2 separate regions of the Homo sapiens genome follow, and region 1 is linked to region 2. A link is a loop called in an ENCODE intact Hi-C map of the cell type or tissue named here. Cell type or tissue: gastrocnemius medialis. All regions are shown on one strand. Links, peaks and the distances in the headings refer to the core of each region. The heading gives the core; the rest is flanking DNA.

The links. Peaks named below come from ENCODE experiments on the same cell type or tissue, not always from the same donor. Only the 100,000 strongest peaks of a DNase experiment are listed, where the experiment ranks them.
Region 1: a loop joins it to region 2, with 4 times the contacts of the local background. A loop is called at or near these places in 21 of 110 quality-filtered maps.

The regions. Positions count from the first base shown.
Region 1 is chr11:120,326,150-120,328,966 of GRCh38, reverse strand. It overlaps TLCD5 (TLC domain containing 5), which reads right to left. Exons shown (of 3, transcript NM_001198671.2): 2 at 1,327-1,526. The coding sequence starts at 1,525. Among named protein-coding and RNA genes, the nearest start is that of TLCD5, 2.3 kb to the right of the region's middle. In gastrocnemius medialis, for the core only: no CTCF peak of the experiment used is centred there; no DNase peak of the experiment used is centred there; H3K4me3 peaks cover 144 bases; H3K27ac peaks cover 986 bases.
Region 2 is chr11:120,486,269-120,489,085 of GRCh38, reverse strand. It overlaps ARHGEF12 (Rho guanine nucleotide exchange factor 12), which reads right to left. Exons shown (of 41, transcript NM_015313.3): 41 at 1-2,817. Among named protein-coding and RNA genes, the nearest start is that of GRIK4, 24 kb to the left of the region's middle. In gastrocnemius medialis, for the core only: no CTCF peak of the experiment used is centred there; no DNase peak of the experiment used is centred there.

The sequences.
Region 1 (2,817 bases), core at 150-2,649, 160 kb after region 2:
TGCATACATAAACATACACAAACACACACACACACACACACACACACACTATGACTGTTATCCTTAGAAGGGATTAGGACACAGATATGCATACATATACATACACACACACACACACACACACTATGACTGTTATCCTTAGAAGGGATTAGGACACAGATATGCATACATATACAAACATACACGCGCACACACACACACACAATATGACTGTTATCCTTAGAAGGGATTAGGACACAGGTATGCATACATAAACATACACACACACACACACACACACACACACACTATGACTGTTATCCTTAGAAGGGATTAGGACACAGATATGCATACATATACAAACACACACACATACACACACACACACACAGAGGGGAGACCATGGAAGGACACAGTGGGAGAGCGGCCATGTGCAAGCCAAGGACAGAGGCCTCAGAAGAAACCAAACCTGCTAACAACTTGAACTCCGACTTCTAGCCTCTAGAATTTTAAGAAAATGAACATCTGGTTAAGCCACCCACTCTGTGGTACTGTGTTATGGCAGCCCCAACCAATTAATACAAGGGGGTAAAATTTTTGCATACTTGGCCGGGTGCGGTGGCTCACACCTGTAATCCCAGCACTTTGGGAGGCCAAGGCGGGTGGATCACGAGGTCAGGAGATCGAGACCATCCTGACTAACACAGTGAAACCCCATCTCTACTAAAAATACAAAAAAAATTAGCTGGGCATGGTGGCGGGCACCTGTAGTCCCAGCTACTCGGGAGGCTGAGGCAGGAGAATGGCGTGATCCTGGGAGGCGGAGCTTGCTGAGATTGAGCCACTGCACCCCAGCCTGGGCAACAGAGCAAGACTCCATCTCAAAAAAAAAAAAATTGCATACTTCTGAAAGTAACACTTGTACATCTAGTAACAAAAAGGATAAGGAACATCTCATCCTCTTAACATAGACATGGAAAGATGCTGTCTTTTGAATAGACAGTCAAGTAAAAGTTGCAAGTTGCCAAAAATATGTATGATACAGTTCTATTTTTGTCTTTTCGGGGGTGGTAGTGGAAGATGTTGATACTGGCTTTATAGTTTTTGTATTTCCAATTAAATTGTAACAAGCAATTTAAAATCTGTTTTAAAAGTAGAGAGTTATGAAAAGCAGAAACAACAGGTGACATAAACAATATCAGAGTTAACAATGAAGAAGAATAAGGATTCCAATACAAAATTATAATGGGAATTAGTCTTCAGTATTGTACAAATTCTGTTTAAAAGTCCCATACTTCTAAGACTACCCCCAAATCATAAATCCCTAAGGGAAAATCCCCTACCTACCTGGGTGGGTAAAAGGCCATGGGCCATCAATGAAGCCAATATAAGCGGAGAGGCCTATAGAGAGGACTCCATGGGTGAAGGTGACCAGGCGGCAGCTCCACTCATAGCTTCGGTGCTTATTCAGGTGGCAGAAAGAAATATAGAGCGAGAGCCAGCCACACAGGCTGCACAGCACCTGCAGACACAGAGCTAATGCCATCCTGTGATGAAAAGACCAAAACCAGAAAAACAAAGGATGCACCCTAAGAAAACAGCACTGGGTCATTTTGTGTATATATCCTCATTTCTATTATAGAATAGTTCAAAAATATTGCCTTATCTTATTTTCCTTATCTACACGGCCAAGAATCTTCTATTTAAGTATGGCTGTATTTATCATTCCAAGTTCCTCAGAGATAACATGTTAGCAACTGGTCAATGTTGTAAACTGGAAACCAGGAACTGCACTCCGAGCTGGTAGGCTGACATCACATTTTATGATGAGTAAATGTCAATAATAACCCTCTAGCGATGACTGACCTTGGGCAATAATACACAGAAAATAAAGCACATGTATTAAATAATGTCTTCACAGTTCAAAAACCCCAATGAAACGCACTCATGAAAAAACAGAACACTGCCACGTTGGTTTCTGCTAGAGGTCACATGACACATGGCAGTTTAATGTGGTTTTAAGCTGATACTAAATTCAGCTGAGGTTTGGATTTGGGTCACAGGTTCATCAGTCAAAAACAAAACTTGGGATAAACTTAAATACAGAACTAAACAAAGAGTCCAGACATCTTGGAGGTTGGGGGGAAATCCTGGCTTTATTCAGTTCTGAAATCCGACCCAAAGATTTGCCAAGAGTGAAGCAGAAGGATTCTAAGGTTCAAGAGGAGGGGAGTTTTTGTTGAGATCTAAAAATATCCTTAAGGCAATTATTCAGTTAAAAATGAAATGAAGCCAGAAAGCTGTACCTTGGAACTTTTACTGGTGACAAATACGTTAGGACAAGAACAACTATAACTGAGTCAATTTAGTCACACAGGACTAAAATCTAAATGAGCAAGATGTTGTTATTAGTTAGTATTCATTAGCTCCTCCATTGAAACGTACAAATAAAAAGTCAAAAACATATCAGATATCTACTTCATCTCAGCAGACATTTTCTGCATGGCTATGCTTATTGCTTAACCTTATTCTGACCAGTGAAATAGTTATCTGTGGACGTCAATACACAAGCCACTTCCCAAGAATGCTATCCAGAGAGGGCTTCATGAAGGTCAAGTTCTGTACAGCTTTCATCTGAAATCAGATTTCCATTCAAGAAAACCGTAGGTGTCCATAATAGACCTGGGTTCCAATTCTGTCTCTGTCCCTAGAGAGACTAGCCATAAGAGTGTGGGCAAATCACTTTAACCTCTAGAACCACAGTTAAAAAAAAAAAGAAGAAATTAAAGAAAAGAAAAGAAGGAAGAGGAAGGGGAGGAAGGGAAAGGAAAGAAAGAG
Region 2 (2,817 bases), core at 221-2,720:
TATAACTTGGACAAGACAAATCAACCAGAATACAAATAAAAAGTCACATGCTTGGTTCCTTTAAGCTTATTTAATATTTGAAATCTTATTTTCTATTTTCCCAGACCCCAGAAAACAGAAAGTTTTTAGATGACCAATATTTTGTTCCAGAAACATACAGCCTTATCAGCTAATTCATAAAAGAGCTATTTTACAAAGGTACATCTGGATAATTAGAACAATAAAGTCTTTTAGGCATTTCAAAATGTGATCAGTAAAAATACATGATTATTAATAAAGTTTTTTTAAAGATAGTTCCAGATATTTTTTAAAAGCAATTTCTGTTAAAGAGTACATGATTGTATGGTGAACAAGGAAAATAAAATGTTCTAGTAGGAAGAGGCTTATTAAAAATAACCAACAGTGTGCACATGACAGTTACCATTTTTGGAATATATCTGCTTAGCAGTTGGCACCTGGAAATGGTGGGGAAGGCTTCCTTCTAGGAGGTACTTTTTTTTCCTACCAATTTATTATCAAAACCCTCAATACCAGTGGGGAAGGCATAAGGAATAAGGCAAAAGGAACTCTTTTCTTGAGGAAAGAAAAATTTTGTAGATGACTCTGAAAAGTGGTGGAAATATCAGGAAAAAAATGACTTATAAAACAAAAATTGTAATATAAGGGGGAAAAACTAGCCATGAGGAAGCTGACTGTGAGGCCCTGCTAATTTTGTATTTTGAGGTCCTATGCACGCAGTTCTCAGTGGTGCCCTCTGTGACATATAGGGAAGGAAATACTGACCAAAGCTCTAGTAATTCAAAACCATATATCGACTTCAGAGAAGAAAGCTTCCACTTTGAAATATGGAAGCCCCACGTATTACACCAAATTTACTAACATCAAAGAGGAAAACAAAGATGCCAGTAAAAGACAATTCACAGGAAGCATAATTACTTTCTTTAGCTTCTAAAAATAATTTTTAAATGGACTTCTCTATTATCCCTCCTAACTCAAAATCAAATAAACAACAACAACAACAACTTTTTAAAAAGGGGATTCATCCTTCATTGGCAGTTGCTGTGGGAAAAAAGAAAGCCAAAAAGCTCATAAAATATACCTCCCATGAAATACAATACATAGTTACAATTTCGGTTCTAAAAGCCAATGTAATTCAAGCAGTCCAAGTTAGGTGATTTTAAAGTATGCAAAATATATAGCTTCGAAGGTGGTAATCATGATGTTAAATTACAGCACTTTGGGGGCTTGCTGATTTGCCTTGATTAACTGTTCTCTGAAAAGGAAGGAGACACTCTACATGTAATTTGCCACTTCATAGCAAAGGAACCATTAAGCCCACAGAAGAGAGCACAGTGTCACAGCAGGTCACTTCCATAGCTAAAATGCAGCCTGCTTGCTCTGGGAAGGTAGCTTTCTTTGTACACCACCCCTGTGCCCTTTAGCAGGGAAGTAGATTTCAACTTCTAGTCACGTCACTTAGAAAAAACTCCTCTGATGGTGACCAGTCTCACTCAAAGACAGACTGCATCTAATTCCATCATCCTGAAAGGAAGATGTCACAACCAAAGTCAAACGGATGTGACTATAATGGCCAAAATGAAATGGAACGTGTGGGAGGCCAAGTTGGGAGGGAAAAGAGAAGTTAGGTCGGTAAGATAAAAAGAACATTCAAAAATTGTGAGATATTTTCAGAATTAGACTTCATCTTGGGGCTTTGTTTGAAAATCTAGATATGAATTTATTTGGAAGTACTAGAGCTATGGTCAAAGTATTTTTCCAGTTAGTCCTGTTAGAGTTCCAAGGAGAAATTGAACTGCAGGGAAAGCAAATAATTACTAAGGACAAGACACTGGCTGAACTAGAGAAACTGAAATTTTGCTAACCTACAAGCTTCTTAATTGAGTGCTAGAGAATTACATAATTACCCTGTAGTGTGTGACGTTAAGAGCAAAGTTTTTATATTTACTTTTCTCCTGATTAATTGCCCTCGATGGTGTTAGTGTCAAGTGGCTACAGGTGTAACCCTTTTAATTGAGAATGACATTATTTCTAGCAGCACAATGTAACCATTTGGTTTTTACTTGTTCCTCCTAAGAGATACAGAAAGTTCCAAATCCCAAACTTCATTTATATATTAGCTTCTGCTTCTAAAATTTTTAATCCCATTCTGAGTTAGATTGTACTTGGCTTATGACTAAAAATATAATTTCAATTTATAGATGAGGTCTAAAGATCCAAGTTGATCCACCTAAAAACACAGATCAATTTAGGACAGAAACAGAAATCTGGACATAGATAAATAAACTTGTTAAGTTGCAGTGGTGTTTATAAAAGTAGGTGGGCATCCCTTACCATTTGTGGTGAAAAAATCATCTTTGGACTGCAGGGAAGCATTAAAATTACATCCTAGCAACCCACAGAGTTCAGAGGGCACCAATGAAAGATGTGAGCAACGGATGAACTCCTTGTTTATTAACAGAATTTACAGACTTCATTTTAGTTGGCAAAAATACTTCAAAAAATATATACCTAATGCACAAGGAAAACCAAAGAAAGTCAATATAATTGAAGGAGTTCTCAAATTACAATTCTGAAACTTACCCTCTGTAGGGTGCTGCTAACGCTACTATTCATCCTAGAGCAGGCAGTTACCAACACCTTGCCTGCAGTGTCCAGTGTATGTGCTGGTCTGCAATTTTTAGGGTCAATCACGGCCCCGTGTGGAAAGAGCTGCGGCAGTGAAGTCAGAGGACGTGCTTCTGGAGCTGGTGTGAGCAGTTCTGCCTTCACCATATCTTTTTCCACTCCACCCTTGGC